Regions from separate parts of the Mus musculus genome. Here region 2 is linked to region 1. A link is a loop called in an ENCODE intact Hi-C map of the cell type or tissue named here. Cell type or tissue: heart. All regions are shown on one strand. Each heading gives the region's core, and the rest is flanking DNA. Links, peaks and the distances in the headings are about the cores only. Region 1 holds the start of Gm8075 (a long non-coding RNA gene). Region 2 has its middle 51 kb from the start of Gm8075.

Region 1 (5,379 bases), core at 105-5,104:
AGGAGTAGACATGTCTTCCTAGGAGCTGAAGTAACCGAAAAGTAACATTCAATAGAGCTAGCTTGGAACAAATGGCTGGGGCCTCTAGCTGAAGGGTGTGCTGGTCCTGATTGTGATCACAGCCGCCATCTTTGAGAGCACACTGGTGGAGGGAATTTGGTCCCTGCTCTGCTTTTCCCAGAGGCTAGCAAAGGACATCTGAGACTAGTATTAACCAGGATCCGCAGATTTGGGAGAGATCTTCCAAATCATAACTTATAATCAGCATTTTAAAAGATCATGTTGAAGTTTAAATCTTTCTTATTTCTTTTTACTTACCATTTATTACTATTATTATTATTATTATTTTTATTATTGATAAAGTCTTGTTGTATAGCCTAGACTGTCCCTAAATTCCCAAGATTAGGACCAGTATTTCCACCAATATCCTGGTAATGCTGATGCCCAACCACTTTCTGAATAGGTTGAAAAGTTATGACGGCTTTATGATCTGCCATTGAGCAATCACTTTATTAAATCAAGGTGGACCAGTTAGTGTCCTTTGTTAACATTGTTTCTTGCATGGACACTCACCAGGGCCTCTCTGTAGTTGTCCATTGCCCATTGTCCAAGAAGTTCATTTCATCAAGACTGCACTAGTGAGCCTCTACAGCTCCTGTGTAAGCCAGGTAGCTATGAGCGGACTGGAGTGAAGAATTCCCTCTGGTGGAGGGGTGTCTGAAGAGGGTGGGAAGTATTGCAGCAGCAGCAGCAGCAGCAGCAGCAGCAGCAGCAGCAGCAGCAGCAGCAGCAGCTTTGCTTCCTACGTTAGTCCATCCTGGCCTAGCTTTGTGGGAAAGGTATGGAAAAAGAGCAGCATTAAAGAGCATTCCACTTTGCTCTTTCCCTGTTGAGGGACACCCCATACCGGTACAAGTCTTTACAGGATCATTTCCCTCTCGAGAATAAGGGGGAGACTGGTTACAGGAAGAAAGGAGAGCAACTGCTAACACTGGCATGTGAGGACTGGAAAGTGGAGACACCTTGGAGACGTGTTGCAGGCCCACAAGGATCTCCTCCCCCACAAGGGGAGCTGGAGAGGTGGTGGACACTAACACAAGGGTCTGTGGTGTAAGCCAGTGATCTCCCAGTTGTGAGCAGTGTCTAGGAGGTGTGATTTTTCTTAGAGGAGCCAACGGATTTCAAAAGATTCTCACAGAATCCATAATTCATATTTATTCTGTCTCTGTCTTTCTCCCTCCCTCTTTCTCTCTGTCTTCCTGTCTCTCGTTTTGTCTCTCTCCCTCCCTCCATCTCCCTCTCTCCCACCCTCTCCCCGCTACTCTGACTTTCTAGGGTCGTTTGTAACCTAGGCTGACTTTATATTTACAAAGTAACTGAGGATGCTCTTACACCTCTGATCGCCCTGCCTCCTCTCTTCTGAGAGGTAGGATTACAGATATATGCTACCATGTCCAGTTTACATGATTCTGAGGATCCAACTTGGGACTTCCTGCGTGCTGGGCAAGCACTCTACCAAAAGGAGTAAGACCATCAGCCTCAGCACCGTTTTCAATTAGGATGGTCTTCAAGTCGTTCCCAGAGTGGATCTTCAGAGTTCTAAGCTTCTAGATAGTATATATCAAGTGCAAGCTACATAATTCAGAGGGACAGCAATCACTTAGAGTCACTTTCTACAAGAGGCAAAAGGGACTCAGCTACCAACAGGCCCCTTCTACACACAAGCTGAGCAGTTTTAAATCACATGACTCGCCTTAAAGCCCAGCAGTTAGAAAGCTGGGTCCATCTGAGACTCCAGGCCTCCTGATACTCGAAGGGAGGGCAGGTCTGCACGGGGAGAAGCCACTTCCACCCAGCAATTGCCTGGGAAAAGTAAGCCATTTGTAGCTACAGCGCCAGGAGCTCAGCTGGTTATTTCTAGCTTGCTGAATGTCAAAAATTCAGGCTGCTTCTCACAGCAGCCTCCACTTGTCAGACCAAATCAAGGCATCAGCTTGTCAAACAGCCAAATCAGCTGCCCCAAGCACCAGCCTGGAGGCGCCCGTCTAGCCTCTTGCAGTGCACCTGACCCGGGCCCTCGCGGTGCACCTGACCCAGTGGAGCTCAGCGCTCTGCTTGCTGCAAGGCCTCTGCCCACGCTCCTGGGGCACGGCTCCCACCTGCAGCCGGCGCCTGGTGCTTGAGCACAGTCTGAAGCGAAGTCTTCAAGTCCTCCCTGGCTTGTGCAACTGTCTGGGTTTTCCCCGTGCTGGGGCCAGCTGGCAGTCTGCCCCGAGAGAATGTGACCATGGGAGCTGGGCTCTGATACTGAGCTCTGACCCCGGTGAACAGATTAATCTGTCTTTCCTTCTCTGGTCTCTTTTGGAATCGCTTGGAACCTTCCTTTTTGCTTTCCCTTGTTTTCTTAGAATGGCTCTCACACCCCAACTCCAGTTCTTCCCCAGATCCAAATCACCCAGCAGGTTTGTTTCTCTGTTCAAACAGAAGCAATCCCAAGGGCTACTGAAACTGGAACACTGTAAGCTGACCGCCCCCCTCAGGAGGCTGATGGGTGGAGAACAGACCTTGTTTTTCCTGTGTTAATTCGGTAATTCGATGGTAATTAGATGGGAACTTTGCTAGGTACTATGGGGCTTCCCAGCTGGGGAGAGGGCGGAGGCTGGACTGTCAGGGAATGAATTTTGCAGGCAGAGGGGATGAGGTTTCTAGGAGAAAAAAAAAAAACCCCAGCATCTTGTAAGACCTGGGAAAAAGGCAGGGAGGCCAGTGCAAGAGATGAGCTGGGGAGGAGGCCAAAGGGGAGCTCTTGACCAGAGGGAGTGTTGACTGAAGTGATGCGGGGCTTTGAAGGGAAGTGACCCACCAGGTGTGCTTTTCTAGAAGGGACTGGAGGGAGGATTCCAGGATGTCCCAGCAGAGAGGCATCCACTCACTTGAAGGCAGCAACCTTCTCAAGGGCATGCGCCCTGTTGTCCAGTGACGATTCAAACCACCCGGTTCCCTTCCGCCGCCATTCACTCTCGCCCTTGCCCTGATGCCGGATTAGGACTCTTCACCTGGCTGCTCCTGGTTTGGCCCCTGGCATTGCGTTGGTCTTTGCGAGCTTGCAGGTAACAGGCGAGGTTGACTGCACTTTCAAGAATTCATTTGCACATTGACTCAATAAATATTTATGAAGTGTTTGTGTAGGGCCAGGTGCTGTGCTAGTCATCGCAGGCTACAAAAGGGAGAGCACACGTGTTTACCGATTCCAGTATTTGTTTGGCAGTTCCCAACTTAAAATTGCATGAGGATTACCTGGAAATACACACACACACACACACACACACACACACACACATATGTATGTATACACACACACACACACACACACACACACATATATATATACACATACACACACACACACACACACACACACACACATATATATATATATATATATATATATATATATATATATATATATACATATATATAATTTTTTAAACAATATAGCTGACTGGGCTACTGCCCAGGTTGACGGAATCTGAACGTTTGACAGTATGCTATTGGAAACTTACACTGCATCATTAAAACTCTGCTTCAGGTAATTTTATTGGGTCAGAACCACCCATGCTTAGAGGAATGCTATTTACTTTCCTTTTGCAGAGCAGTTCAGAGAGAGCAAATCCGGAGTCTGGCCACCCTCTGAGGGACCCCAGGCAGGGTCAGTCCTGTTGAATCACACCTGGAGGTCCTCCTGGAGTTGAAGGATTCCCATTCCTTGTTTAAGACTAATTCTCCAAACTGATTAAGTATTTTCAGATGAGAATGAGCTGAGCCATGGACCAGTACTGTGAACACACACACACACACACACACACACACACACACACACACACACACACATTCAGGCAGTATCTGATCTGGAGGAGCCCAGCCCAGATCAACCTGTGTAGTTGAGCATAATCAGCAAGGAGAACAATTAGGCAGCCTGAGCTACATGAAGCCTTCAGACTAGGGCTAACCAACCTCGGAGGCTTAACAATGTTTTTTAGACTGCTCCCCTCATAGAGTAGGAAGCAAAGAGCCCATGAGGCAAGTGACTTGTCCCTCTGATTTCCTGGCTCAGTTAGTGGAGCTTAGGAGAAAGTCAAGATTCTGTCAAGTCCACAGCCTGACTGGGAGAAGGGGTTTCTCAAACTTTAGCTGCCAACCCAATTGCTTGGCGGGGTAGGCAAACACAGATTGGCTGGTCCCAGTCGGGAGACACCACCTGAGTAGGTTGGAATGGAGTCTGACAGTTTACATGTCTAATGTTTCTAGGTATGGCTGATGAGGGATGCCGGGTGGGCCACATCTCAACAACCAAAAGTGGATGAGGATGTGTAGTGAGCACAGGCAGGCTGGGGAGAGGAAAAGGTTAAGGGCAGTGGTTCTCAACCTTCCTAACTCTGTGACCCTTTAATACAGTTCCTCCTGCCGTGATGAGCCCCAGCCATAAAAGTATCTTTACTGATACTTCATATCTGTCATTTTGCTACTCTTAAGAATCATAATATCTGTGTTTTCTGGTGGTCTTAGGTGACCCCTGCAAAAGGATCGGTCGACCCCAAAGGGGTCACAATCCACAGGTTGAGAACAGCTGGTTAAGGAGACACTGGTGTCGTCTTTTCAGGGGTTCTCTGTCTCCTCAAATCTGTGCTTGCCTACCCCGCCAAGCAATTGGGTTGGCATCTAAGGTTTGAGAAACCCCCTCTCCCAGTCAGGCTGTGGACTTGACAGAATCCCGACTTTCTCCTAAGCTCCACGAGCTGAGCCAGGAAATCAGAGGGAGACTCGGGAAGGCAGCGGCATCGTCTCTGCGCATGCACCCCTGCCAAGTCACTTGCCTCATGGGCTCTTTGCTTCCTACTCTATGAGGGGAGCAGTCTGAAAAACTTTTAAGCCTCCGAGGTTTGTTCCATCTCTCTCCTCAGACCTTGGACTTCTTAGATGTTTCCTCATAACATATATAAAACGTGGGCTCTGGCCCATAACCGAGGCCAAAGTTAGCGCTTGCAGGGACTTCTTTGGAGTTGGCATTATGAGGAAGTCAGAGTCAGTCCCTCAGCTCGCACTCTTTGTCTTTATGTCCCCTGTTCAGACTGCAGCAGGACAGGTAGAGCAGACCAGCAGTTCCAGGGGAGCACAAACGGCTGCCTCATCACGAGATTAACCTACAAGCTCCTCAGATCTTTCTGGCTCTGCAGGTACAGGGTGGAGTCGCAGTGAACCAAGCGCCGACGTTGCCGTCCCATCCGTGGAGATTTCCACCTACTTTTACTGTTTTGAACTCCAGACAAGAGAGTTACCAGCCACATGATTTTCTATACTAAAAGCTGGAAAATATTTCCA
Region 2 (5,379 bases), core at 224-5,223, 53 kb before region 1:
CAACTGGAGAGGAAGAGTTAGAAAGCTGAGCATGTTTTGCCTTCAAGACCGGGCAGAGCTTTTAGCCCCAGCTGAAATGAAGAAGACAGACGGGAAGAGCACATTTGCACAGGGAATGCCTGGGTTTTGTTTAAATGTACCGAGAAGAAGACTGTGGGAGCAGACTGAGTGACTGGCCAAACCATGGGTGGTGACTGACATCATGGGCTGGTAGGAGCCCTCCTCAGGAAGTACTTGGAGTAAGCAGAAAGGAGATGTGAGGGCCAATCTTTACACCAGTGTTTCTTAGACAATGGAATACAAATATGTGAGGACACATGCAATCTGAGATGAGGAACCTTAAGGGACCGAGGCCTGCCAATCAAGAGTACAGAGTCAGGGCATATTAGCTAGGATGCACTTGGCTGCGTGTACCAGAATAAAGTGGGACTGGATGCATGATAAACGGCTTACCGAGGAGTCAGATGAAGTTTGCATCAGAAAACATCCTGAGCAGAAAGTAAGGAGAGTTGGGACATTAAGTCTCTCTCCTGTGCTTTAACCCTTTTCAAGGAGGAAACGTTTCCCCAGAGGACCTTATCAGATTTTTCCTGAGGTCTCAGTGACACAGCTCTTTTCTACTTGCATATCAATGGCTGAGGGTGCAAGGGACCAAGGACTGGATGTAGTGGCTGCCTTGGATTAATTACGACAAATTCTTGAGGATAGACAAATAAACTCGGAGTCCTGTCATCAAGAAGGATCTGAAAATAGCCACTGCAATGCCTCTCTCCTGTAGGTGCAAGAGTGAAGAGCACCCACCACTGCGTTTTGGACAGAGGAGCTTGTTGGGAAAGTCTGTGAGAGGTACAGGAGCCATAGGTTAGGAAGAGGCAAAGAGGCCAGTTTGCAGCGGGTTGAAGAAGGCTGGAGACTACTTTTCAAATAAGTGTCTGTTGAGTACGTAGTGTCAATCCCTTGTTGAAAGAGTTTCTGATAAATGGAGAGGAGCTATCTAGGACCGAAGGGGCCAAGAAACGAAAAGCTGAGCTAGAAAGTTCAAACACAGAAGACAAACTTTACCCAATTTGCCGTTGGGAGGAAAAAAAAACAACCCTCTTTGGGGCAATAATTTTGTAGGATGACTTTCTCCACTTTGGATTTTCATCGTTGGTCTTGGCTGCAGACTGTAATTTTTAGTAGTCTGAGTCGGCAGTAAGAGAGAGGAGGCTGTATTTGAAGTGCAAATAACGCCTGCCTATTCCAACTGTGTACAGTTCCGGGAGAAATGTGATTAAAAGGTTTCCACAAAGCACTTCAGTTACATTAGCTGGAAGGGATTCAATTTTGAACTCCTTCCAAGATTTTTTTTTTAAATGAGGGATTATATATTTCATTAAAAAAAAATAAGGATAAGGTGGAAGGCAGGTGAAGTGTCTAATTGAATAAAAGCAATAGGTTTTCCACTAAAGCCATGTACTCTAAGTTTTCACTGGTGTTCAAGAACAGCCTTCGTGTGCTTCTGAACACATCTTCTGTCCGTTGCCTGTGGCTGGGTGGAGTGGAGGATGGCCTGGTCTTCCGGAGCAATCACCTTGAGGACAGATGTAATCAGCTACTGTCTTGCCTGATGAATTGTCTCATACGCTGTTCTGGCCACCAGAGTCTTAGCTCTTGAGTTTAAGGAAACACAAAGCAGTAGGAGAAAGGTTGTGACTTGCAGCTGAAAAGTCCCTATCGGAGTCATCTGAAGGCAACCATGACCTCTTTCCGGTTTGCGAAGCAATCTGGAAGCACGCATTTTCGGGAAAGAATCTTAAGTACAGAGAAGCTAAATACAGGGTAATTCCGTCTGACTCTATCTGGCTGGCGCCTTTTTTTGAGCTGCTTTACCCAGTTTGGAACAGAATTCCCTCTGGGCTTTACCAGTTTAGAAACAGTATCAGCGATGGAGGATTTCAGCAATCCTCTGATTCATATGAGAAAACAGAGATCTACTAATCCCTGTCGGATATACACAGCCTCGGCTTGCTCTACTAGAACTGCACTTTCACAATATCTTAGTAATTAAAAAAAAAAAAACCTAAACAAAAATAATCTCCAAACCCTTTGTATCTGGGTTGTCAACACTCCCTTTATTTTCAAGAGCTTAAAATAGCATTAAAGCCTGGGTTGACCTTGCAGCTTCTCTGGGCAGCAATTAGGCTGCCGACTCAGTAGCATTCTCTGTGTACGCAACTGCCGAAGGGACGTTAAATTGCATTTTGCTTATTTAGTGGTTTGAATAGGAAATGTTCCCCCACAGGCTCTGGTGTTTGAACACTTGGTTCCCACCTGTCGGCTCGGATTCGAAAAGCCAAGGAATCATTAGAAGGTGGAGCTTTGCTGCCGGAAGTGAGTCACTAAGGGAGGGTTTTGAGGTCTGGTAGCCACACCCCTCCCTCGGTCCACTGTCTCCTGACCAGAATGTGACCTGTTGTCTCATGCTCCTGAGGTGACTCCATTATTGCCAGTATATAGCTTGTAATCTGGAATACACATCTCTCTCTTACGTTGATTCTGATAAGGTATTTCATGATAGCAAGTTCAAGAGCATTTTATCTGGTTCTTTTACTTTCAGGGCAAGTTAGACATCGTGCCAATGAGGACTTTGAGGACTTTCAGGTTCAAGCAACATAGACTATTTCAAGAAGCAAATTATATATATATATATATATATATATATATATATATATATGTGTGTGTGTGTGTGTGTGTGTGTGTGTGTGTGTGTGTGTGTAGTGCCCATATAAATAAAAATCGATGGGAATCTTGCCATATAATTAGTTTTATAAATGTGTAATGTCATTGTTGCTGAGTGGCAGACACTCTGGATAGCCAGCACTAGGAACTGTGTGTAGTCCCGTTCCCCACACCATTTATCACCGGCAAGGATTTGTTCAGTATCCTCTTTGTACCTCTCGATTCTAATTTATAGCCTTGGGAAAAATAATCTATTAGACAGAGTTGGCCATATAGCCATTGCTCTAGCAGCAAAGGAAGGAGGAACAGAGACCGTGTACCTGGAAGAGTCAGTTTCCACAGGAGATGGTTTTACTAGGATGCAGAGCTAGGATGGATGGACAACCAGGAAAGACAGGTGTTGGCTATAGAGACTTCATTTAGTGTTTTTACTATTCTTTATAGTTTTTTTCAGAAGGCATATGTTAAAAAGTTGCAAAATCCAAAAGAGCAGAACATTATATGTATGTATGTGTGTGATATCTATATAGATATCTATATATAGATATAAACCCCTCAAGTGTTTCTCTGGACCCTCAGCCATCCATGGTTGAGCATTTACTATCATTAGTATTAACTTGCCCTTCCCGTAGGAAGATTTTATTCTCTCACGCTGTGTAGTCAGGTTTGGCTATGTGCTCAGTAGACAGTAATGATATGTAAGTATAAGTGGCTACATTATTCCTGGGCAGTTAAATACAACATTATGTTTTTTCTCTTTCCTTATGTGTTGTCAAATGACAACATTTCAAAAAATGACAGCCTAGGTTCCAGGGTGTATGAAATAGTTCACATTTGCCCAGGGCCTGTGATTTCTGTGATGCTTTTGGCTTAGAAGGCTGCCTCTTATCCTCTTGTGGACCCAACAACAATAGTTTTTCTTTTTCTTTTTTGTCCTCTGCCACTAATGAAGAGAAGTAACCAGAACTCAGAAGGCAAAGGAGAGGAACACTGGGATACCTATTACCTTTAACCTTTCCTTCTCAGGTTGTCACGGGACAGGGGTATTCCTCTGTCAAAGATCTCCAGTTCTTGCTGAGTGATGCCTCCCCTTATTTCCTGTTCACTGATGTTGGCTATCCTCACCTTCATCCGCACCTTTATAACTAGCTCATCTAGCAACATCTCCTTTACTACGTAGGCATGTTTGTCATCTGTTTCTTACCAGGAACCTAATGCACAGAGCTCAAGGAAAAGTATTCTAGTGACAAACCCCTTGCCCAGCTGGCATGAACACCTGGATTTGGGGGTTATTTGCTACTATAGCAAAGCCTTGACTCATGAGGCATGAACACTGGGATTTGGGGGTTATTTGCTACTGTAGCAAAGCCTTGACTCTTTAGACTGGTATGAAGTCATCCTAGTTTCTTACAATGCAGTTCTTTCCAGTCAGCAATTGGTCTTAGTTACTTCTCCTGTTGTTATGATAAAACACCTGACGAAGTCAACTGAATGAAGGAAGAATTTATTTTGGCTCATAGCTCTAGGTTCCAGTCCATCATTGTGGAGGTGTCACAGTGGCAGAGCCTGAGCAGCCAGTCACACTGCATGCAAAGCCAAGGAGCAGAGAAAGAACAATGAACACTCACGCTCAGCTCAGCTCAGCTTCTCCTTGTACAGTTCAAGACCTTAGCTCAGGGAATAGCGCCACTCACAGTGGATGGGTCATCTGATCTTAATTAGCCTAATCAAGGTCTTTCACAGGGATGCCTAGCAGTTCATCAGGTCGACAATTGAGATTAACCAACACAGTGACACAGAATAGGGCTTAACAAAAATATGCATTCCTGAATTCTATTTCTGAAAAACCCAAAGCAGTAAATTAGGGCCTAGGCTTCTTAAGCTCCAAAAAACTTCAAACTATTGGCTTAAGACCGATCTATCTATCTATCTATCTATCTATCTATCTATCTATCTATCTATCTATGTGTGTGTGTGCAGGCATGTTCATGCCATGGCATACATTTGGAAGTCAGATAATAACTCTCAGAACTCTGTTCTTTCCTGTTATTTTATAGGATCCAGAGATGGAACACAGGTTGTCAGTCCTGGGAACACATACCTCTCTACCCACTGAGCTCTCTTGCTGGCTCCAAATCATTTTTGTTTTTCTAGCATTGTCAATATTGAAACTATGTCTCATGTTGGCTTATATTTTGTCAAATGTTATCTTCTGACTTGTGAAGTATGGTGGTATTTTAGAGTACTCTAGAGAAACAGAACCAGTAGGATGTATTTCAACAAATTGGCTCCTGCAGTCATGAAGACTGGCAAGCTCAAAATCAGCAGTTCTAGCTTGAAGGCACCTGTTACCAGAGTCTCCTTGTATTTGGGGGAGGTCAATGGATTTTTTGTTTGTTTGTTTTGTTGCTTTTGGTTTTATTCCACTTCAAGTCTTGTCTATGTCTGAACTGTCCTGAACATGCCAGTCTCATCTGTTCAAGTCTTTGTGTGAGTGGAGGAGACCCACCCACATCAAAGCCACAAATTGAAATGTTAATTCTTTCACAAATATCCTTCACAGAAACATCCAGAATGATATTTGACCCATGTCTGGACACTATGACTCAGCCAAGTTGATACATAGAATTAACCACTCAGAGTGTTGGGTGATTAGAC

The links. Hi-C counts contacts between places; a loop is a spot of excess contacts. Peaks named below come from ENCODE experiments on the same cell type or tissue, not always from the same donor. Only the 100,000 strongest peaks of a DNase experiment are listed, where the experiment ranks them.
Region 2: it touches region 1 in a loop (2.0-fold over the local background); 4 of 42 quality-filtered maps call a loop at or near these places.

The regions. Positions count from the first base shown.
Region 1 is chr12:73,791,090-73,796,468 of GRCm38, reverse strand. Gm8075 (a long non-coding RNA gene) reads right to left here and starts at 826. Exons shown (of 3, transcript XR_381690.1): 1 at 574-826. In heart, for the core only: a CTCF peak has its summit at 2,531; a DNase peak (open chromatin) is centred at 2,238; H3K4me3 peaks cover 1,032 bases; H3K27ac peaks cover 4,124 bases.
Region 2 is chr12:73,843,860-73,849,238 of GRCm38, reverse strand. No RefSeq gene overlaps it. Among named protein-coding and RNA genes, the nearest start is that of Gm8075, 51 kb to the right of the region's middle. In heart, for the core only: a CTCF peak has its summit at 2,314; a DNase peak (open chromatin) is centred at 2,368; H3K4me3 peaks cover 481 bases; H3K27ac peaks cover 859 bases.